6 separate regions of the Mus musculus genome follow, and all the other regions are linked to region 2. Evidence: chromatin loops called from intact Hi-C (ENCODE). Cell type or tissue: heart. All regions are shown on one strand. Region 1 has its middle 16 kb from the start of Gm46301. Region 2 has its middle 2.3 kb from the start of Sox9. Region 3 has its middle 130 kb from the start of Gm46301. Region 4 overlaps Gm30219 (a long non-coding RNA gene). Region 5 has its middle 52 kb from the start of Gm39461. Region 6 has its middle 24 kb from the start of Gm30158.

The links. Hi-C counts contacts between places; a loop is a spot of excess contacts. Peaks named below come from ENCODE experiments on the same cell type or tissue, not always from the same donor. Only the 100,000 strongest peaks of a DNase experiment are listed, where the experiment ranks them.
Region 1: it touches region 2 in a loop (2.3-fold over the local background); 4 of 42 quality-filtered maps call a loop at or near these places.
Region 3: it touches region 2 in a loop (2.1-fold over the local background); 8 of 42 quality-filtered maps call a loop at or near these places.
Region 4: it touches region 2 in a loop (11-fold over the local background); 12 of 42 quality-filtered maps call a loop at or near these places.
Region 5: a loop joins it to region 2, with 5 times the contacts of the local background. A loop is called at or near these places in 14 of 42 quality-filtered maps.
Region 6: it touches region 2 in a loop (11-fold over the local background); 18 of 42 quality-filtered maps call a loop at or near these places.

The regions. Positions count from the first base shown.
Region 1 is chr11:112,842,986-112,846,985 of GRCm38, reverse strand. No RefSeq gene overlaps it. Among named protein-coding and RNA genes, the nearest start is that of Gm46301, 16 kb to the left of the region's middle. In heart, no CTCF peak of the experiment used is centred here; a DNase peak (open chromatin) is centred at 2,295; H3K27me3 peaks cover 522 bases.
Region 2 is chr11:112,777,870-112,781,869 of GRCm38, reverse strand. No RefSeq gene overlaps it. Among named protein-coding and RNA genes, the nearest start is that of Sox9, 2.3 kb to the left of the region's middle. RefSeq lists a cis regulatory region at 40-54 and an enhancer at 831-1,619. In heart, a CTCF peak has its summit at 1,851; a DNase peak (open chromatin) is centred at 269; H3K4me3 peaks cover 1,203 bases; H3K27ac peaks cover 912 bases; H3K27me3 peaks cover 1,992 bases.
Region 3 is chr11:112,985,698-112,989,697 of GRCm38, reverse strand. No RefSeq gene overlaps it. Among named protein-coding and RNA genes, the nearest start is that of Gm46301, 130 kb to the right of the region's middle. In heart, no CTCF peak of the experiment used is centred here; DNase peaks (open chromatin) are centred at 1,717 and 1,877; H3K27ac peaks cover 1,274 bases; H3K27me3 peaks cover 1,435 bases.
Region 4 is chr11:111,648,884-111,652,883 of GRCm38, reverse strand. The region is part of intron 2 of Gm30219 (a long non-coding RNA gene); the gene reads left to right. Among named protein-coding and RNA genes, the nearest start is that of Gm30219, 8.1 kb to the left of the region's middle. In heart, no CTCF peak of the experiment used is centred here; no DNase peak of the experiment used is centred here.
Region 5 is chr11:112,207,283-112,211,282 of GRCm38, reverse strand. No RefSeq gene overlaps it. Among named protein-coding and RNA genes, the nearest start is that of Gm39461, 52 kb to the right of the region's middle. In heart, a CTCF peak has its summit at 1,691 (motif pointing left); no DNase peak of the experiment used is centred here; H3K27ac peaks cover 304 bases.
Region 6 is chr11:111,534,139-111,538,138 of GRCm38, reverse strand. No RefSeq gene overlaps it. Among named protein-coding and RNA genes, the nearest start is that of Gm30158, 24 kb to the right of the region's middle. In heart, CTCF peaks have their summits at 299 (motif pointing left) and 1,917 (motif pointing left); no DNase peak of the experiment used is centred here.

The sequences.
Region 1 (4,000 bases), 65 kb before region 2:
CTCAGAAGTACATGGTTACTCTTATATCATGCCTGCCGCCATTGTGTCAGTAAGCATATCATATCAGAAAGTCATCATAGCTCACAGGGTCTGCACTTATGTAAGATTGGTGACCTACTTTTCACCTCTGATCATATGCATAGAATTTTCAAGCACTATGAAATCTAGTCAGCAGGAATGAAGTTTCCAGGTCAGTATTAGTTTGGTTTCTTCATGTTCTATGACTTGACTCAAGCTTATGGTGTCTTTATCAATAGGATCGTACTGTCAAATTCTGGAGGGCAACCAAGAGCAACTTTAATATCCCATAATGGTTGGTGGGCCTCTGGGTCCCCAGTAGCAAATAGCTTAAAAAGAGGTAAAGCATTCTGGGTGCTATTTTTCCCCCACTCAAAATCAGATCAGAAGGCAGGAAGTAAGAAGCAGTAGAGGGTTTCAGACAGGGAGATTCTATTAGCAGGTTTCCAGTATTCCTACCACCACTGCTCGTAACAACAAGAACAAGTTACAGCCATCACCATTACTACCATCTTTACCACCATCATCATCGCAACCACTATCGCTACATCATTATCATCAACACCATCACCTCTACGCTGACCATAAAACCCGTCAACTCCATCCCCACCGCTTCTATCACCATCATCACCATTATCATCATCACTAATGTCATCATGTAATCACCACCCATAACACTCATCACCTCTGTCATCAAAATCACCACTATCACCATTATCATTGCATCACCACCACTGCCGCCATTCTCTCACCACAGTATACAATATCCATCACCTTCCCCACTGCCACCGTCATCCTTATCACTACCTCTCCTGTTCCCATGACCATCACCTGTAACACTAGCACCTCCCCCACCATTACCTCCTCTGCCATTATCACTAACATCCATAACACCTCCCACTACCACCACAATTGCCATGATCATCACCAACAGCTCATCATCTCCACCACCACGCTCACCACTGCTGCAAACCCTGCCACTCTAACTTCCCCATCCCCTCCCACCATCACCAGGAAGCCCTTAGAGACGCCCAAGTTAAGGACTTGTCTAAACAGAGCAGATTGCCGAAGGTGAGTCCTGAGGTGATCTCAAAGCTCTTGGACAACACTGATTTGACACAAAGTTACTGGCCTTGTGGAAAGCATCCTCTACCATTCACCAGTGATCACTAGAGTCACCTTGTGAAAATCCTATCTCCCACAGCCTAAAATGGATTCAATCAAAACCCAAGGCTCTTACAGAGTCTGAAGCAGAAAGCACATGGAAAATGTTCATCTTGTTATCTGACTCATAGGAGATGCTAAGATACCCTTCCTTTGTCCCTTCTCCTTTGGTCCCTCTCTCTCCTCTTTGTTCTTCCTGTTTTCTCCCTTCTCACCATTCCTAGGGTTGGATTTCAACCTCAGACAAGCAGCTTAAGTGCATGTTTAATATACCAAAGTTGTCTCTGGCCTCCAGGTTCTTCCAGCGTCCCTCAGTTCCCACCTGTTGCAGGCTATGGCTGACATACCCTGCCCTCTTCTCTCTCTCTCTCTCCCTCTCCCTCTCTCTCTCTCTCTCTCTCTCTCTCTCTCTCTCTCTCTGTGTGTGTGTGTGTGTGTGTGTGTGTGTGTGTGTGTGTGTGTGTGTGTAGGAGAGTTTCCAGCCAAGCGATTGAGCATCTCCTACCCTTGAAGCTCTTCCCTATATAATCCAGACATTCCGATCGTGCTCTCCTGGTCTCTCTCCCTCTCTCAGTGTTTTCTCTCTCCCTACATGGACAAGCTCCTTTTTTTTCTCTCTTCCTGCTCCCCTCTGTCTCCCTCCCCATGGTGACTTCCCTGGCCTTGTTCCTTGGGACCAGTGAACCCACCTAAGAGGTGCTTCCCAACAAACCTGCCTTTCCATACTTTAATTTGGCTTGGATTGGCTCATTTCATTTGTGGAGAGTACCTCTCATCTAGATCTTAGGCCCTCATCATTTCCAAACTTCCAACTCAGAGAACGATTACTATATGATACTGTTAAATGTTCATAACTATCCTTTAGATCCACACATCAAAGTCCATCACACACTGGCCATTTTCTCAAAGAAGAGGGAAATTAACCCCACAGGAAAGCTGGTGAGGTCCATGGCAGAGGCCCGTAGGGGAAGGTCCCATTCTCTCTGAGAACAGTGTCAGGCTCCATGGGAGGGGCGAATGTAAGGCTGGATCTTGTGTTTTGCACTGGAGCTCATAGATAAGCAGGCCGGGGGAAGGCTGAGTTTTCTTGAAAAGGCTAGCCAACTTTGTCCTGCAGCTGCTCGCTGGAGAGCTGGCTCCAGAGAGCTGTTTGCTTTGGCCAGATGTACTACACGGAAACAGTAGTAAGACAATGTCAGGGGAGTGGTGGTGGCCGAGCAGAAGGGGGCCTATGCATTTCCAACAAGAGAGAAACATTTTCTTTAGAGGTGGCTTCAGTCCCCTCTGGGCAGCCTCTAACTGTGACTTGAGCTCAAGACATTGAGACAGGGGTGGAGTGTGGTGGTAACAGCAGCTGTCTATGTGTGTTGTGGAGAAGTGGGTGGCATGCCTTAGGGAAGTCGAGCAAGGGTCAAGGAGAACAGGACTTTGGTTTACTTTGCCTGTCTCATTTGGGTTGAATTTTCATGAGATGGTAATGAGCTAGGGCTAATGGCAGATGGAGCTAAACCCAAGAGAAGAGATGACCGACTGACTGTGGACTAGGGTTGGGATCAATGTGGCCAAGAGGGGGGTTCTTGTGGTTGCAGATACAACAGCAGGAGTTTCTCTTACCATTTTTAACTCTATTGCAATAATAAAAGAAGTAAGATACTACTGTAAAAACTAGGTGCTGACGTCACCACATACAAACATTTAATCTTTTCTCCCTCCCCCCATCCTTTTCTTTTCTTTTTTTTTTCTTCCAAATAATATCTCAAGTAGCCCAGCCTTGAACTTACTATGTGGCCAAGGACGTCCAAGCCCTGGTCATTATAGGTATGTGCCACCAAGCTTGACTTATTGAAGGCTGGAGATTAAACTCAGGGCTTCATGCGTACTATGCAAGCATCAACAACTAAGCTACAACCCCAGCTTCAACATACATGAGCTTTAAAAATAAATTTAATCTTCAGAGACCTACACATGATCACACAAAGGAGGGCAGAGTTGCTACACTGACTTTAATTGTGGGCTCTGGCCTCATGAGCAACCCTAAAAGGCAAGAACCTTCCATGGGAGCTGAGCCTTCCATGGGAGCTGAACCTTCCATGGGAGGGCAGCCTGAGGGGATCCTGGATTGCGACAGGTTCCCCTCTAGGAGACAATGCATCTCCCCCACCCGGTCCCCATCTCTCTTTCTCTCTCACACTCTCCATGTTCGTGTATGTGAGTACTCCTGCATGTGTGTGCACATGTATGTGGAAGCCAGGACTCACTGCTGGGGCTACTTCTTGATGATCTCTACCTTTCTTTTTGAGGCAGGGTCTTTCACTGACCCTGAAGCTCATCTGTTAGCTAGGCTGGCCAGCCAAAAGCCCTTGGAATCTGCCGGTCTCTGCCTCCTCCATGCTGGTGTTACATACCTGTCTATTGCACTCAGATTTTTTTTCATGGGTTCTTAGGGACCGAACTCAGGTCTTCATGCTTGCGTGGCTTCAACTGAACCATCTCCCTAGTCCCTATTCTTGATCATAAATCTCATTGTCTTCTGGGGAAAAATAACTATGGAGAAGGATTTCCCAAACACTCTGATCTCTGCAAGATTCAACAGGGCTGGGAGGGGAGCCAGGGTTTTGTGGATGCTATAATTATTTAAGGGCCTCAGGGTGTGTGAAGAGGGGATCAGAGACTAGATTGGTATGTCTGTCATTTAAGGAGAAACCCAACTGAGTCCATGTCTTCTTAACTTCTGGTAACCATACTTGGAGCTTCCTGTCTATCTTTCCATCGGCTGGTCTCTACAGAAAAGCTCAAAGCTCCCAGGACCTGTGTGTGT
Region 2 (4,000 bases):
TGTGTGTGTGTGTATGTGTGTGTGTGTGTGTGTGTGTGCGCGTGCACGCGAGCGTGTCTAGACTAGGACCCTCCACAACCCCCCACCCCCACTTTTCGATGCTGTCTCCGTGGTACCCGGGACTTCGCTGGCGTTTACAGCAATGGAAATTGCAACAGCTGCTCGTCAAAGCGGAGCTGGGCTTCTGCGCCTGGAGTCTGCCGGCTTCCAAAAAAAGTGCTTAGAAATGGTCTTTTGGAAGCAAATGTTTGGGTGACTCAACGCCCGCTGTTCTCTGTAATAATCCATATAAATAGATTAACGCGCTCTGGTTCAACGAAGCTGGTGTGGTGACTGGAGCTTCTGCTGCGCTCCCGCAGTGGGGAATCAATGAAAACCAAAGCCGAGCACCAGGCAAAGGCTGGCGGCAGGGACCGCGCAGTCCCCGGCTCTTGCGGCCGGTCCCGTGGGCCACGCCGACCTTGAACTGACAAGTCCTTTCCCGGCCCCTCCAGTACTCTGACGCCCCTCGTAGTCAGGATTATTACTTTAGAGTTCTGCTTCTTGCCTCCTGACTGAGTCACAAACACCGTCAGGCTCGCCACTGGAGTTTGCAAAACTACTCCGGGGTTGAGGGCGAAGTTTGCAAAGGTGGCAGGGCCGGGCGGTGAGGCCGAGAAGGCCCTTGACTTGGACTGGAGACTCCAGACAAAACGGGCCACTTTGGCGGAGCCCTGTGGCTCCCTTGCTTGGGCCTTCCTTTTACCAGATACCTAAGAGGGCGAAGCTCTAGGCGTCTGGACTTTAGTTGCGTCCTCTTAGACCTGCACACAGGTGGGCGTTCTGGGGGAGGCCACTTAGGTGTCCGTTGCACTTTAAGAGTGCTTGGAGCCGAAGCTGCGTGTTTACTCAAACTCTTAGAGCAAGGTTGGCTAAGGGAGGAATTATCTTTTCTGGAACGAATAAAAATCTTAGTTGCCACCGGGCGACATGCCCTCGGAACCACAAACAAACTCACAACGGTGTAAAAAAAAAAAAAAGATAAACAATTTCATTTAAACATCCCCTTTCTGATTCTTGCAAAGCTTCGCTTTGAACTTACTAAATTATTGATAAAGCGAATCGGCCTGTATCATATCAAAGACAGGTTCCTCCCCTCTAATTTGCTAAGTGTGGACACTTAGACATAAACGAATCTTTTCTTTGGGATGCTTTTGAAAAGCTCGTTTTCCTCTCGTTTTCTTCCGAAGTGGGCATTTGTTATTTGGGGAAAGGAACTCGTGATAGCAGCAAGCTACAACTCTGTTCAGTCGAAGTTTCTTTTCAAACGAATGTTCCTAGCATTGCATGTCTCTACTACCCTGTAGCCTGTTTACGAGTTTAAGAGATTTACAAACAATAGCCATATATTCGTAGCTCCGATTATTCTCACAACGTGTAGGAAAATATATCTTTTTTTTTTTTTCCAGAGTAGGGGACCAGGTTTTGTTCGTGTAGACGCACTTCTATGTTCTGGGATGGAGGTATTTGAAGAGACCAGGGGCCACTGTCAGATGTATTAAAACAGCCAGTTGTAATTTGTTGTAATTATCACGTATTCTGGCACAAAGGCAACGAAAACGACAGTGGCCTTAGGGCATTTTGAAATATTTTATTAAGTATTTGTTCATGAATACATCCATTTATAAATATACCCTTAATACAAAATATGGAGAGATATAATGTGCTGCGACATTTTAAATCGTGAAACTTCTTACATATTTCTACGCCTCCACGAAAGTGTGTTTATATTCTTGATCTTTTCGGGGAGAAACTATTTTTAAAAAACAGTTGACATGAAAATTACACTGCAATTTTCAGCAACATCCAGAGGGGGCGCCAAAAGCCCAGAAACTGGTCTGGAACTTTGAGAAACTGCTGGAAAACTTTCCTTGAGGTGGACCAGCAGGGGCCCGGGTGGGGGAGGTGGCAGTAGCGTGTTGCTTGCGGTCAGTTCTGTTTCCAAGATGAGACTTATCTCTACAGGAATTCCTATTTTTATTCTTTCCTGTGCCGATACCACTGTGTTAGGGGGGACCTGGGAAGTGCTTGTCTACAGGGAATTGGGGTGGGAAAAGCACTGTAGATGCTCACTGTTCTCATTCACAAACAACCTGGAGAACGAGAGGAAGGGGGAATACTCTGCTCGTTCCCCAGGTGCCAAGAGTTATCAGGTGTGCCAAGATCAGGCCAAGTCTGTCCTTTAGGTACCATCAGTTTAAGAGTGGCTGGGCTGGCATTTCTTCCAGAACAGGTAAAGTCCACTCCCAAGCAGCCCTTCAGGGGATTAGTCCGCTGTGACTTGACTCAGTCACCCAGGACTCTCCTTCCTGACTTGATTCTGGAAGTCTTGCATTATTCTTCAGGCTTGAGGTAGGGAGGGGGTAAGCATCCCGAGTCCAGACTGTGTTTCGATTACGGACTGGGAATGTGAGTCTTGCTGCTCAGTGTTAGCTGTACCCTCCTGCCTAGAGGTGGATGGATGATCTGGGGTCTGCAGCCTCCTGGGTATGAGGGCTGGAAAGACTGAAGGCTAAGATGAAAGGGGCTTCCCAACACAGAGGCACTAGAGGATCCCAAGAGATGACCTTGGGAAGTCCTCATCTAGGATTCCTCCCACCTTTTCTCCCTCCAGCAATGCAGGGCCCAATTTTCCTGGTAGAGGCCTGTAGATCCTAGCAGTCCAAATGGGGACAGGGGTAGGTGTGGTGTGTGTGTGTGTGTGTGTGTGTGTGTGTGTGTGTTGAGAGGGCTCAGGAGTACTGCTAGACCTAGAGAGAATCCAGCTCTTGGTGGGCAGGAGGGAGGGTGTGAAGGCTCAGTCACTTGCATTTTCTCCACATGAAGAATTAAGGGAAAAAAAAAACAACCCTCCCTGCTCCAAAAATCCTTAGCAAAGTGGGGACCTCGTCTAAAGCCATTTCCAACACGGTCCCAACTTCTAAGAAATATTAGTTTGGTGTGGTGCGTGCTGACAGTTGTACCCCGCAGTAAGACACCAACCCCGGGTTACATTCAACAGTGTGATCCATGAAAGGGCTACCTCATTTTGTCATACAGTTCCCTGACTCGGTCCACGTGAAGCAATCTCACAGGATTTATGCTTCAAGCTGGACACGAGGTCCCCGTGCACAGGGCTCCCAGCCGCTCTTCCGTGATTTCCATTTTTCGCTGAGGCATGCAATGTTTGTTTTTTGCTTTTCCAGCCACAGTTTCCTTTGGGAAGGGAGCGCCAGGTAAGCCTGGGCAGGCGCTGGGCTTGGTAGCAACAGCAAGGGCACAGCGGGGGGCTTGGGCTGGGGGCGGGAGCAAAGCTGCAGATTCGAAGGTATGCAGTAAGTATCTTAATAAGTGCGGCCTTTGGGCTGTTTGCTTGTGTGAGCTTAGCGGCCAGACCTCCCAGCCTCTACACATACACATGAGCCCATTTCTCTCCAAATGGGGACCTATGTTACTCAAAATGACACAAAACCCGGAGACCCTAAAATCCCCCCCCCTCCCTGCAGCTATCAGTCAAGACACCAGTGGCTGCAACCCAGAAGGACCTCCCACCTTCAGGGAGTATGAGGACCAGAGACTCTAAACTGTCTGAGCCTTAAAATGGGAGTGGAGAGGAGGGAGGGAACTTTTCTCCCTCTCAAGAGACAGCAATCCCAAGAGAAAACCATCAGCCTAAAAAATATGCCTTTAGAGGTGGTACCTGGGATGAATTCCTTCCCCTAGTCCCTTAGAACAAGCACCCTGTGGAGGTAAATTTCCTGGGCCGAATGTCTTAACTCAAGACTGCCCTCCTTTTAACTAGAGGTATTTTGCAGGGTTAATTTAAAAATAAAAAATAAAGTGAGCACTTAATATGGAGGCACCTCCCGAGAAGCAGGCTCTGCTCTGCGGGGCGGAGCTCCAGGCTCACTTCAGCCCCAGGGCTCACTGGGTTGCAGCAGTCTTTGGGCAGCTGTTTCTGCTGTTTGCTCTCCTGGCTCCT
Region 3 (4,000 bases), 210 kb before region 2:
TGTGTCAAGCAGTAAGACTTTGTTCCAAGGGATGGCATCCGCTAGCCATTCCTCTGTCTCGTGAGGCAAAGGGGGACTGCAGGAGGATCTATGTAGTTTCGGTGTTTGTTCTGGACAGTTCTGAGTCCTGACTGGCTCCTGGACAGGCAGTCCCTATCTGTCCCCCTCCACCTGTCCCTCTAGCAGCTACTGGGAGAAGGGTGCTAACCGAGCCCGGAGACTAACCCACTTCAAGTCTCAAGGACTGTCTGGGGAAGTCCCAGCTTCCAAGCTACCTAGAAGGGGGAAAAAAAACTAACATGCTTTCCATATAGGCAAGTTGGGGTGCTGTGGCTTCCTGGACTCTTGGTTTGGCCCCTGGTATTAGCTGCCCAAATGGCATGGCTGCCCTTTGCCTACTTCTTAGTACACCCAGCCAGCCACACTCAGCCTGCAGGCCATGGGATAGAAAAAGAAAAAAAGGGCTTGCTCGGCTCTGATGTTGGACCAGGGGAATGGCTGGTGAGTGCTGTGTCTGCAGAGCTGGATGTGGGCCATGCTAAAGCACTTCTAGATTCCAGGCAGAGCCAGAATCCAGTATGAGGGGGGAAGCTGGGAAGACAGTAGGTTTTTCTGATTCTAGTCTCATAGGAGATGAAGCCAGTATGCCACACCTCCAGGCTTGGCTCCTCCCTTTGGCAGAGCCAGAATTCCCTCCTTCCCTTTAGCCCACAGAGAAGATGTTAGGTTTCTATTCTGTGGCAGGACCATCCAGATGGGCTGATTCCAAAGCCATGTGTGATGTACATTGGCTTGAACAACTGATTATCTGTGCTTTTTACTCTTCCTTGTGAATTCTTTCACTCACAAGCAAACACACACACACACACACACACACACACACACACACACACAGAGAGAGAGAGAGAGAGAGAGAGAGAGATACACACAGAGAGACACACAGACAGACAGACACACATGCATGCATGCATGCAAAACTAGGAGCTAGCTCGTTAAGACTGGTCTAGCCTGGTCAGATAAAGTTTTGGCTGGGAGGCAGGTAGTATGATAGTCTAAAGGCAGGCTGAGAGAAACCTCTGCATGTTGATATCAAGTGTCTAGCCTTCTGGTTAAATGCAAAGCACGCTGTATAAACGAGCCCAGTTCATTGAAGCCAACAGCCCCACCCAACTGGATTTTAACACTGGTCATGGCACCCACGACTCACCACATTAGTGTCAGTTTAACGGTTGGCTACATGGGCCAGGGGTAATATTAATGATTACTTGTGAGTTAAGTGGATGTAGACCTTTTACATAGAAAGCTGCCGGCCTTTGCTAGTTTTTCTGGGCAGGACGTTGGGCAGGCGGGGATCGGCAGAGTGACCAGGAGCTCCATGGAGAAGACATACAAAAGGTCCTGAAGCCACAGTAGGTAGAACTGAGCTCTGGCCTGGTGCTTCATCCAGAAGGCCCCTGGGAAGGTGAGCTGCCTCCCCGTTGGGACTGAGTCTTTGTTTGAGAAAGGGCTTCCTCTCCAGAGCTAGAGTAGTGCAGAAGGCTGCTCCCTAAAGCCCAGAGGTGGAGAGACCAGGCCCCCAACTTCCTCTCTAGGAAGAAGCTGCCGGGAGAGGCCTAAGCTGGGTGTTCCCCGTGCCAAGAGGGGAATGCCCACCAGTGATTTACACAGACATTTATAGAAAGCATACAGGTTTACTCATTCATAAAATAGAAGAACAGAGTGTTTTCTCCCTGGCTGGGCTCTTGGGTAGTGTGGCTGATCACAATCATTTCCGGACATGCCCTGATTTGCCCGCAGGGAGAAGGCCAAGGCTGCATGGGAACTGGCTGCGAACGGAACCGCCCAGTGCAGGCTTCCTGCTGCATGCAGGACTGGAGCTACACTGAACTGATAGCAAGGGTCTCTTCCCAGCCCCAGGGCAACCGGTCCTCCTCTTAGACACTCTACCCTCGAGAGCATCCCAGCTTGTAGGTAGGTCCTGAAGGCTGTGCCTGGCACCTGGTGATATGAGGCTCTGAGGGCCACCATGTGAGATCGTAGGAGTACAGGGGATGTTCCCTGATCTTGTCAGGCCACCCATACTATCCAATTAAAGTAGGTAGCTTGGTGGGAGCACATTGGGGGCCTTCTCTTCCCCAACAGCCAGTGTCAGTCTCTGAGGACTCACTGAGCCCAGCCAGGTCCTGGCAGCCTTTCTGTGGGGCCAGACAGTGGGTGGGCAGCAGGCACTCATTTTGTCATAAGCCACAGACCCACAAAGAGTGATTTTCTTTCCCCGGTGCCGCTCTGGGTCCTCCAGTCCGGGATGGCAAGGGGCTGTGGGCTGAGCTTTCGTGTTGGATGTATGACCAGTGGAGCTGGCGGCAGGCTGCTGAACAAGAAGCAAGAACTAAACACAAAGCAGGTAGCAAAGAGGTTGGCGGTCTGGACCAGATGTCCCCTCGGCCTGCCATCTCCTCCAGGAGGGGCTCCAGCTAGGCTCTGCTGTGGGAATTCTTGAAAGCCTTGGGGAACCCTAAGCTCAATATGACAAAGGAGAGGGAGAGGAAGAGCAAGAGAAGGGAAGACAACTATGCGGGAGGAATAGGAAAGCAATAGCAATTTCTTTGCCAGTTGCTCTAGCAAAACTCTGCAGGCTTCAGCTTAAACGATGGGCGTTGGCCTCTCCCAGTTCTGAAGGCCGGAATAGAGAGGGTCAGCAGAGTTGGTCTCTTCTGAGGCCTCTCCTCTTCTTCCCTTGCTGACTGCCCACCACCTTATCGAAATGTCACCTCTCTGTGCTCACACATATCCATCCTAACCTCTCCTGGTGAGGATAGCAGGAGTATTGGGTTGGGGCCACTGCACAGAGCTGTAGTTTTACCTTGGACTACTGCTCTAAGGTTGGCTTCTGGCACATACAGGACCAGGACACAAAGCAAGGTGTGTTACTTGCTGTGGGATTCAGCATCATTCATGTGTCTTCGTCAGTGTAACTAGCCCAGAGAGAGGTGGGACCCTCTATGGGCACGCTGCTAAATATATCAAATAACTAACTAACCTGAGGCAAAAGAGGGGCCTGGAAGTATGTCATTTTTTCCAAGAGGAGGCAAGGTTACCTCCTATGCCAGAGGTTACCTCATATGTACAGAGGTGCAACACCTTAGGTAAGTCTGTGGCTTTTTGGAGCCTTTGGAGTCACTATCTCCAGTGTTCTCTGTGAGATCTGCATGGGGCACCAGGGCACACAGCAAAGAGCTAGAGTGTCTGTTGCCAAAAATGAGGATGGTAATAAGGCCCCTTGAATTGAGGCTGTTAAAAACTGCACCAAAATCCACAAAAATGTCAAGAATGTGGTATTTAGAGCCTGGTGTTTCCAGATCCTCGACTCTCAGTTCCAAGAGGCCAAGGCACACTCATGCCATCCAAGAATGTCTTTCTAGAGGTCCCTGTGTGTTCCTGAAGGCCTGTGTTTCTTCTGTTCTTGTGTTCGTTCTGCAAAGGGCTCACCAGCTCCCATGTGAAACCGAATCACTGCCCACGTGGTGGGAAGAGCCACCGGAAGCTCCCTCTGCATCCTTCAAACGCTGGTCCTTCCGGATGCGTGGGCTCCCTCATTGGTCCCATGGGGACTCCCAGTGTATTCATGAGGTCATTTGTATTTAATTTACAAGAGCGATGTGGAATTTTAGGAGATTAATTTTGATATGAGGACCCAACTTGGGTGGCAAGAGACAATTTGAAGGTGTTGCTGCTGGCTACATCCACTGCACATTTGAACACCAGTATAACTTCACATGACATTAATAATAGGGAGTCAAAAGTACGTGGCAATTGGATAAATGAATAGGCAGTTAGATGACAGGTGAATGGATAGACAGACAGACAGACAAGCAGGCAGGCAGATAGATAAATTGATTAATGACAGACAGACAGTTAAATGACAGCAGGACAGACACATAAAGGGTTGGTATTGTGACTTGAATATAAACTGTCCCTCATAAGCTCACATGTTTGAACT
Region 4 (4,000 bases), 1.1 Mb after region 2:
CTTATTGTAAAATATGTTTTGTTGTTAATATCAAGGTCATTATAAGTCAATGTTATTATCACTTTAAAATCTACTGAAACAGAAAAAGAAGGCTTTAGAGATCATCTTTGAAGGGTGACGTTGTAGCTTTTTTCCTTTGTCAAGAGTCAAATATGAAATATGATGATCCAGAGGAACTAATTATAATACCATGAATCTAGTATTTTTGTTTTATACACAAATATCGTACAGACTAAACTATTTTAAAACTTGAAATGTATTAAAACCAGCAGTTCATTTTGTGTGGCTTTGCAGAACTAAATCCAACCTTGACCCCGTTTTCAGTGAGCAACTTTGGAGATGGATGCCTTTGATGTAGAAACAGATGGTCATCTGCTTGCTTGGACCACAAATCCTCCACAAATACACAATAAGAAGTGACCTGGAAAAGTAACCTCGGAGAGTTGTAACTAGCTGACCAGCGGTGGATTCAGACATACCCACTGCTATCTGGCTTAGCTACTGATTTGATGTCAGTTTGTTGGTTTTTTAGTCTGTCTAGATAGTGCTTTTCAGCTAAAATCTAAAAGCCTCCCCCTCATTTTACCACATCTGGTTTAGCAATTCCTTGAGAGACAAAAACAGTCCTTTCTCTCATCCCATCTATTAAAATCTACCTAGGTCCTGAGACAGAAATGAATGATCATGTCAGAGTGGAATACTTCTACTCCAAATTTCTGCTAAAATAAACCCAAATGCCCCCCCCCAATGAAAATATTACAAGATATTACAGTAGGACAATCTTCAACAGAGCAACTGATGGGAAATTAGCTTGGTTTCCTGTTATATCCCACGAAGTCATTTGTTACCTCAAAATGCATGAAATATAATAAGTTCAATTTGTTTACTTGAAGAGAAAAATCATTTGAGGTCCGATATCTGATCCATTCATGACTGTTAAATATTTTATTTATAAGGAACCACTGTAGACGTAAGTCCTGTAAAGTATGACCAAACAGTACCTTCCAAACTAAGTTGTAATAGGCTTCAAACCTGAATTTTTTAAATAACCTTTAAAGTTGCCAAACAAGAACTATCATCTCTGATATACACACCTGCGAACATGCAAGCAAACATTCACATGCATACATTGAAAATGAATTACTTTTTACTCAAAACGAGTGCTTTGAATTAGACTAGTATATTTGCCCAGGGCAGGAAATACAGCGAGACCCACAATGACACCTTTATCCAGACACTGTCAACAGAGAACACTGAAGACATAAACTTGGAAGGTATTAAGTTTAACCTGGCTACGTAGGAATTCATTCTCTGATGGTATGCACTGGGTCTTACCTAGAAGACACCTCAGTGATCTGTTAGCTTTCCTGAAGCTATTGGATTTAATAAAATATTCCTCTTGGTCCTTTTGATAAGAAGGGAACATAACATTTAGGAGGGAAAGCACAAGAAATGAAAAAGACACTGAGCAAGAACAGTGAGTTCTCTTAGCTACAGAACTGTATATCTAACCCCACAAAACACTCCTTATATCACAGAAATCTTAGCATCATGCTGTCCTGTGAAGCATAGCTCAAATCCTAACGCTCAGTGGGGCAGATGCAGGCAGTCCCTTGTGAGGTTTGAGGCCAGCCTTGTCTATTTAGTGAGTTCTAGGACAGCCGGAGCTATGAAGTAAGACCCTATCTCAAACACAGAGCACATCAAATCAACGGCAACAGCAACAACAACCATAACAAATAAAACTTCACATGATTCTGAATCACATTTAGCCACTGTACACGCATGCTTCATACTTAGAACGTCTTTGTCAGCAGGGTTTGTTGATTTCCTGACACTTTGTCAGCATCCACTGGGGTTTACTGGGTTTCTGTGTCCAGGATCCTAACATCCTAGAGATTGTCTTCTTGGACCCATTGATTCAGCAGCAATTCTTTAGTTTCCTGTCTCTATGACAATTTTTGTTTTTCCCAAAACTTGTATTATCTGTTATGAATTTTTAATTCAATTGAACAGCAAACTGAGTGGAAGTTACTGAATTATTGACTTGGGACTAGTGATGTGGCTCAGTGGTTAGGCACACTTGCTGCTCTTGTAGAAGATCTGCGTGCAGACCTCAGCATCCCCCTTGCATGCGTCCCAACTCCACAGCTGTGTGCAACTTCAGCTTATGGGTTCTCCAACACCTTCTTCTGATTTTTGCTGATAGCTATACACACACACTATATACACATACACATATACAACACAACACATATACATTCATATGTACACATGCACTTGCACACACTCATGTACACACATATGTACCACATACCACACAAGACACACATGTGTGCACACACAAATACATCACATGCATACACTCATACACACATACACACATACTGCACAACTCATACATATCCACATTCGCACACACTAATATTTAGAGAAGCTATAAGTTATGGAGAACCTAAATCCACGTACTCTGCCCTATTGTTTGTTAAGATTTTGAGAGACTTTCTTAAGGCAGGGATAAAGAGATGTGCTTTTCTAGTTTCTTGATTACAATACCACTTCATGGAACCCACCATAATGTTAAACCTACATTACATGCCATTGCAATTACCCATAGCAGCAGACCCCTATTTTACAAACATTAAAGTAATTTTTAAATTGGTTGGAATCAGGAGATGCAGACAAGTATGTTCATGGAGCTTATTTTAAGCAACACATCTATTTAAATTTCAGAATTGAATACTTTTATATGTACCGGTTATTCAGGGTACGATTGAAACCAAATAAATACATTTTTTTAACTTTAAACATATTTTATTATAAATTACTTTCTACTTGACTGTTTCTTTAAACTGTTAATAGTTTAACGAAACATTGCAAGAATAGTAAGACATTAACTATAATATGTTTAGTTCTCTTAAAGCTTCTGTTTTTACCACATAAGAGAATTATAGCTATCTTTTCCAATGTTAAACAATTTTATATAATACTATCACTGAAAAATGTATAAATACCATGAAAGCACATCAAATATAAATAATATTAAAGTTTAAAAACACAGGTGTCTTTTCAACTTGATAATGGAGGAATGTTCTGGTCTCAATAGAACAAACATTATTAAAATGAATCAATCATATAACTAATTGACTTACTTTTTAAAGCATTTGTTATATATACACATAGTGTATGTATATGTTTTGAATGTGTGTGTTCATGTGTATGTGTGTGATATGCACTTATGTCTATAAGTGTTTATATGTTGAGTGTCTGCATGCTAAGACTAGAAGTTATCTAACATTCTTTCTCTATCATACCTTTCTTCCCTTGAGATAAGGAAGCTCACTGAACTTGTAGCTAGGCTGGTAGCAATCAACCCCCAGAGGTCTTCTAGTCTCTGCTCTTCACCAGAGCCCTTGGTTTACAGATGTTCTGAGTCGTGCCTGCTATTTAAAGTTGTGAGCCTGGATTTGAACTCAGTTCTTCGTGTTCACACAGCAATGGTTCTTTCTCTCTGACTCATTTCCCCCATATAATTTTTCAGTATTTTACACCTGGCATTACAGACTGTACATTGAGTAGTCACAGTTTTAAGCTGACAGACTTTATTTTTTTTTTTGTACAAGACTCAAAGAATGGCTTAGACAGTTGACTAGATGACTCAGTGGCTAAAAGTACTCATTGTATAGGCTTCTGATCCTGAGGCCAATCCCCAGGACCCATCTGATGGGAAGGAAAAATAGATTCCCGCAAGATATTCTTTGACCTCCACACATATTGTGGTATACCTTTCCATGACAAAACAAACAAAGAAACAAACACACAAAATAATAAAAATAAATGACATAAAGCTATGACATAAAATCAAGAATGCAAAAAAATATTCTTGGTGAGATGAGCAGAAAATCCTGCCCAACTTTATGAACAGCACAGATTGTTGATTCAGACATACAGAGCTGTTGCATTGACCATGTACATTGCAGTATAATACCATTGTTGACAT
Region 5 (4,000 bases), 570 kb after region 2:
CTTGCAGATACAATGCTGTGGCTCTCCCTGGACTCCCATGTCCTTCGATCCTAATTGAGTGATTGAGCTAAAGATGAGGTTTTAAGGGCCTGGGGACATAGCTCCATTGGAAGGGTGATTTCCCCAGCATTCAGGAAGTCCTGGGGTTCATCCCCGGCCCTTTAAGAACTGGGCATCATTGTAGACACCTGTAATCCCTTTACTTAGGAGATGGAAGCTGGAAGATAGAATGAAGTTCAAGATCATCTTTGATAGAGCGAAGCTGAAGATAGCCTTGGTTACATAGGACTTCCTGGACATTTTTGAATGTTTTGATTATTGTTATATTAGTCAAGATCAAGGGATGATCTTGTTGCTGTGTAAGGAAAGAGAACCTGAGTAAGCACTAATGGAAGTGGTAAAAATCTTCCATATCAAATCTTTTATTCTGGCGCTCCTAAAATGAAAGGAGCTATATACAGTTTCTCAGTCTCAAACTAACCACTGAGTCAGTCAAACGAAGCCATATGTCTGTGTGATTTCAACCATTTTCTAGTCGCTCCTTGTATGTGAACTAGATGCACTGAGTCCATAATGACCACCGAAAGGCAACAATAAACAAAATGGATATGTAATGTATGATACACCTTTTGGATGCCAAGCTATCCTTTGTCAAACAGTTCTAGAATTATGCCACAAGCTATGTTAAAATAGCTAGTATTTACCAATTGTTTACTATATATGGCTTTGACAGGCATTCTGCCAAGAATTTCTTGTAAATGGTCCCATCTGCTTCCAAGACAATCTTCTGAGAGATATACTAATATCCTTACTGTTTTTGAATAAGCAAACACACCTCAGGTATTTCTTCAGTGCTACTTTTATTACATATAAATAAGTAAATATTCCACAAGTAGAAAATAAAGGCCTTTGTTTAAAGGGCACATGTTTTTGTTTGTTTGTTTGTTTGTTTGTTTTATTTTGAGAATGTTTCTTGTTAGATAGCCCATGCCACCTTGAACTCACAATCCTTTCGTCTGGGCCTGAAAAGTTCTGAAACACGGGACCACACCCTACCTTAAAGATGTAGCTTATAAATCATATGAGGAATGGCAATCTACACAAAACAATCTTGCCACAGAAAATTTAAACCACTTACATTAAGATTAATAGGCTGTAGTTTGAAAGTAGAAAACATTTTAAACACTCTTTTATCTGGGGAAGGAGACAGATTAAACTGATTTTAAATGAGATAACAGAGTCAATATTAAAATTCCAGTGGACCTACTACTCTGGGAGTCAACCTTTGGATAGTGAAGACTGGAGATGAAATCTATTAATATGTCCAAACTGAAAGATGGTGCGAACAGAAAAAGGTATGCGTGTGGTATGCACTTTGTGTCACTTTGTGTCAGTCACTAAAACTATCAAGCAAGACTTGAGTCTGGGTTGTTCACAGATGCATTGGAACTAGTTGAACCTAGTTTGCTTAGAACGCATTTACTTTCTTTCTTTTTTGTTAATCATTCTATTCGTTTACATCCCAAATGATATCCCACTTCCAGGTTACCCCTCCACAAGCCCTCCCTCCATCCCACATCTGCCCTCTCCTCCCTCCCCTTTGCCTCTCTATGAGGGTGCTTTCTAAAAGTCTATTTGCCCAAGGTCTCTTACCGGGAACACAAGAGGAAGAGAGTCACTGCGCCCTCTAGGGGATGTTGTAGAAAAACCTTGCCTTGGAGAAAGGGAAGGACATCTGAGAAAAGTCCTGAGAAAAAGACACAGGGTAGTTCTTCCTCTAAAGCTCCTTCCTCTTCTAATGGAAGCATCCTACTAGACTTCTTAAAAGGCCCCTAACTGTACCAACCCCTCAATTATTTTATTATTAAAAGGCAAAGCTGACAGCATGCTATTCATTTTTGGCTGTACACTATTTCTCTGGCCCTTGTATCCCAAAATAGCTCCTTGTGGTGACGTGTTTCTCCTTTGGTTGGTAGGATTCTTTCAGTGGCCTCTCCCACTCTGTTTCTGAATGCTACGTGCTGTCTCAGGCACTCCCTCCCTCCAACCAACATCACCTGTTTCTCTGTGAATGATCTGACCTTCAGAAAGCCAGGCTATCTTTTGAAGATAAGGAGATGCTCAGGGAGACCGAAAAGGGCAACGAAACCCATGCTTGGAGCAGTGTCAGTCAACAAGCTGTGATTAATTACTGAAAGCAGAGTACACAGACAACTTCAGAGAAAGAAGGAATGCATAAAAGAGTTACTTTTGTCTTGTTCCCATGTCTTCCAAAACATAAAGACAAGTACACTCAGGATCACTGGTCCATAAATGGCAGAGAGAAAAAAATAATAATCCTGATTTCTAACCCCCTGACTTATACCTTTTCCAATGGCAGTAACCATTGCTTCCAAGGTGGTCCTTAATTGAATTATCTTGGCAATATTGTGAAGGCAAGTACTAATCACTTAATGTGTTGAGTTATTTAATGAAAGTATTATTAATTTGTAGCAATAAAATATAGAAAGAACTCGGAGCTTACCATGTGCCGGGGATTTGTGGCATCAGATAATGCCTTAAGAAAAAAAATCAGAAGTAAAATTAACACCGAAGATGTCTGCAAATTCATACTTGGATGAAGAGCATGGGACAGGGATGGCAAGCAAAGAAACAGCAGCAACCAACGTACATGGTATCATTTTGAAGGTCTTATTGAAGATGTCTTCCCTCAAGTTGCCTTTTCATTCTTTTGGGGGGGGGGTTGAGGTCTGATTAGAAAGCAGGGAGGGAGCCAGAAGAACAAACAAATAGCAAGGATTGTCCCAAGGGAGCCACCCAGGCCCAGTGATGGAGTGCTAGACTCCTACTAGATAAATACAGTCTTAGGATTTGGGAGAAGAAGGAATTGAATGTCAAAATAATGAGGGACCAAAACACAAGTATCACTGAAGGAGTTTCAGTCAAGTTAGGCTCACTCCTCCTTGCCCAGTTTTAAGTAAGAAGATATTTTCTTTTCCTTTAACACCACATTTTTTTAAATGTGAGAATTTATAATTTATTTAATTTTATTCCTGTGTGTTTATGCATATGCTGTGTGTATGAGTATAATCGAGCAGGTGGGTCTCTACAGAGACCAGAGGAGGAGGTAGGGTACCTACTTCTGTTCATCTCCACTATAGTCCCTTGAAGCAGAGTCTCTCTCTCTGACTCTGGAAGGTTATCATATTTTGGCTAAGGTGGATGGCCAGCAAGCTCCAGCCATCTTTCTGTCTCTGACCCCTAAACTCTACCTCCCATACCTGTGTATAGGCACCTGTAGCCTTGCAAGGCTCTGTGAATGAACCAGGGATCCAAAATCTTCAAGCTTATGCAGTGGTAATCACACAAATTGAGCCTTCTTCCCAACCACAAATATTTCTTTAATTAACTGAACGTTATGACAATATTTTCTTTGAGACTCTGGAATAATGATAACATCAGATACTAGAGAGAACGTTGTATTGAGACTGTGCTATCATGTGTTTCGATGACTCAAGAACACGAGGATGACAAGGACTCATGATATCTGTTTTGTGGAAGATGTCTATAGGCTTAGCTTAGATTAACTGATGGCCAAGTTGAACATATGCATGGATTAAAGGGAACTATGGGACTGATTCAAAGCTGACCTCCTCCGGTTGAAAAGAGGGATGTCTCTGTTGCCAGTTTCAGCTGTCCTTGGCTCATGTGTCTAAAATTGGATGTTGTCAGCAAAGCATATAGGGTATTCTTGCAATAAGAAAAACAACCAGCCAGCCAACCAACCAACCAACCAACCAACCAACCAATCAAAACAAACAAACAAACAAACAAACAAACAAAAACAAATCCAAGGATCATACATAACATGTAAGGATTGCTTAATCCTTCAAAAGGGACTTAGGCTTGGGTTATGTAGATAACTACAAGGGAAAAATTCCCCTCTCCACATAAGCTAGCCCTCTGCTGACAGGAAGAAGAAACACGTGGTTTGGCCACA
Region 6 (4,000 bases), 1.2 Mb after region 2:
GTTGAATCGTGTGTTTGATACCTGTCTTTAAGGAAAGCTAAAGTATTCCCATGCAGTCAGAAAATCAAAACAAAACTTGAACATGGAGAACAACAGGAACAACCACAAAGATGGGCACTGTCTCCCTTTAAAAGTATCAGAAGACATTGGAGAAGGAGGATTTGTGGAGGAATCATAGAATTGCCAACTCCCGCCACCAGCATCTTCTTCTCCCTATGGTATAGCTTCATGAGGCTGTGTGTCTTTCTCCTTTTCAGCCACAGTTCTGTAGAAGTCTACTGGACTGCCACCTGCTGGTAACATGTTGCCTTGCACAATATTTTCCTTTCCTGATCTAAAACGTCCAAAGTGTCTGTTGACGTAAGTTTAATGGTCTCTAGCCTGGCAAGCAATAATTGATGACCAAATATATTCATTATGACTGATAAATAAAAAAGCAGAGGCAATGTCCTTCTGGCCAAAGAAGAATGGCTTAGAAGGATCAGTACCAGGGTTAAAGTATTTTCTAGCTACACACCTGAGCCTGGCAAGTTGTGAATCTTGGGAACGGCACTTGCCTGAATTCTTCTGTCAAGGACAAAGACTGAGGTTAAATATGTAAGAACAGGAGAATAAATAAAGGGCATATCACTATTCTTCCCTAAGGAAGAAGTGAAATGAAACATGAGATATGTATGGCCAGGCATAGTGTCAGTTAGAAAACAGAGAGTAGGGCATGATTGTTATCCACCCACCAACAGCAGAAGACATGCCAGTACATCAATAAAAGCAAGAAGGCTCTTTTGAAGAATCCTTTACGCTACATGGCTTGACAGTTTTTCAGCTGTGAACATTACAGTTTGGGGGCTGTTCTGTACAGATGTTGATGGGTTTTCTCTGGTAAAGACTACTTAAAAATTTCTAGCTCTGGGGAGTATATTTTGCTTCAGTTAGCTCAGAGATTAATTTCTTGGCTCTCTCAGATCTTTATACTAGGGCAGCAGACAGATGTGAACTTCTGACTTGAACCGTTTCTCAAGATTGGCTAAGGACTATCTAGTTAATATTCATTTATTTCATTCAGTACTGTCAGTCGTTACATAATTTATTTATATTAATTAGCTTTCACTTTCTACTCATCTTTCCAAAACAACCTGGTTTTCACTAACTTGAGTCAGTCTTTGGGTTATAAAGAGAACTGGTGATTTGATGAACTCCATCCTCAAAACGTCGCAAGGGCTTTTACTGATCAAGCTAACAGATGACGTTGAAGACTAGAGGCTCCAAAAAGCAAGCCTATGCCAACTTATTGACTTCTGATCTGAGTATTCTCTAACTCCTCCCTTGCTTTGTAATTTGCCTCTCTGTCTGTCTGCTGTGTCTGCTGAGACTGCAAAGGACCCTTCATATTCTGCATCATGGAACGTGCCATCAGGAAAAGACCTATCAGCGGCAGCACTTGATGTAAATGGTTTGTTTGTATGAGGAGTATCACCCGCACTAAAGCCCGGCCCCCGCACACGGAACCATTCAACTCTCCATGCCTTGGTAGCTCTAGACATTGCACGCCACACTTATGTCTCGGGAAAGATAGATGTCCGCTGTTTCCCAGATGTGTTTGCTATCAGTGCAAATGCATTTATAGCCGTGTCTGGAAATGTTTAAATAACTGACCAGTTTTCTCTCTCTCTCTCTCTCTCTCTCTCTCTCTCTCTCTCTCTCTCTCTCTCCTTTTATTTTTGGCTACTTTAGTATCTTCCAGCCCTGATTCCAGCCAGTTTATACCTCTCTTAATCTTCATCGCGACGTTGGGAATTCTTCCTCCTACTCTCTGAACACTTAACTCATAGCCTAACAAGAGTCAGTTGTTTCCAATGGATAACTTTTAGCCTCTAGAGGAACAAATTTTAATTGGTGTGTGCATGCTGCCATCTGGCGGTAGACAACGGAGAGTACACCTTTTCTTGTTTTCAGTTCAATCGGCAAATACATCTTGATAGTTTCCCATGTGTTACACACAACGAACCAAACATAATGAAGAAAATAATGTGACAGTAGAATTTATCAGTGAGACAATCAGTTGGAGGAAACTGTTGAAATGGTCCTGAGGAGAAAAGAGCAAGCCTAAATATACAAGGTCATCCCTGAAATCCAGGTGGATGAGATCTCACGTCATAAAATAGTTCTCTGACTTCTTCATTGTGCATCAGGGCATGTGCACGCCTGCTCACACACAACAGTACTCTAATAATAGCAGTAGTAGAAAACTCCTAGGAATCTGAATGGATGACCCTAGCTAAGACTTGTAGTAATCGAGGATATGGAGCCAGAATTGACCATCTCCTGTAACCAGGAAAGATTTCCAGAGGAGCGATTGGGACATCAATACATCCACAAAACCTACAATTTGTCCCCCTGCAAGGTGTGCTGGGACACAGACAGCACAGAAATTGTGAGAGTGGCTGACAAATGACTGGTCCAGCTTGGGATCCATGCCACAAGAGGAAGCCAACCCTGACATTGCTTGGATGACCAGGAGCCAGAGGTTGGATAGCCCAGAGACCTAGGATAGAACCAAAATCCCTAATGATATTCTGCTATACTCATAGATATGATCGCAGTATGATGGTCATCAGAGAGAATCGATCTAGTATCTGATGGAAACAGATGCAGAAAGCTACAGCCAGACATTAGTCAGAGGAGGGTGAGTTTTATAGAGGGAAAAGAAAGATTGCAGGACACCACAAAAACAAAACAAAACAAAACAAAACAAAACAAAACAAAACAAAAAATACAGCGTCAACTAACCTGGCTTCACACAGGCTTACAGAGACTGAATTGCCAACCACAGAGCCTGACCTCGGCCCTCTGCGTATGTCATGGTTATGTAGTTTCCTTTTCTTGGGGGACTCCTAATAGTGGGAACAGGGGCTGTCAAAAATGCTTCTCCTTGCTTTGGGACCCTTTTTCTTCTACTGGGTTGCCTCATTTAGCCTTGATATGAGGCAAGGGGCCTAGTATTACTCTAATTTGATGTGCCATGTTGGTTGTCCTGAAAGGCCTGCTCTTTTCTGAAGGAAAATGTAGGCATGAATAGGATATAGCAGAGAGGGGAGGGGAAACTGCAGGTGGGATGAAATATATGAGAGGATAAATAAAAAATTAAAAAAATAGTAGTAGAAAATTTAAAGTTAATTAATTGGAAAACTAATATTCTTATTAAAATATATGTTAACACTTTTCTAAATCTTATGTTTTTAAGAAATAACTATTTCTACTGGAAAATCATTCATGAAAAAAAAAAAACCCGAAGAGACAATGTAGTTGGTTTGTTCTTTTATTAGCTATTTGTTTGTTTGTTTGTTTGTTTGTTTATAAAGATCATGAAATTGAGTCTGGTATAGTACTAATTATTTTTTAAATAACTTCCGGTGTTATTTGCCTTTTGCCGATAATGGTTGCCGCTGTGTTTGTTTGCTCTCTAGTGGGATTCAACCCCCATTAGCACCCCGAATTTCATTCTGCATCTCCTTACTTCTGTTTTACTCATTGCAGTGAACTAATTACTGTACCCTTCTATATTTGTTATGTTGACACCTGTAAAATAACAATGAGATCAAACAAAAGAAACTGAACACAGTTGCTGCCCCGTGCTCTGGATTGCACCGACCTACCTGCCCTTGGGGGTTGGAGCTGAGGTGGCACACAGCACGGACTCCACAGATTCTAGGAACAGGTGAGAAATGCCACAGCAAGCTTGTGTGAACGCTGTTGCAAGTTCCTTTAATACCCTTCAACCGTGCTCCACTGGTCCCAAGAAAGCGTCTCTTCTAAACAGCTGTTCCCGATTGGCTGGCAGTGTCTGCATCAGCACTCCTTAGTCTCTTCAACTAGGTCCTCCTGAAGGAGATGCCTTTGCCTCTGCACCGGGGCGGCATTCACTTAGAGGTAGCCTCCGCCTCCGTCCCTCCTACACACACAGGGCACAGTATATTCTCTGGTACAGTTAAACAATAAAACC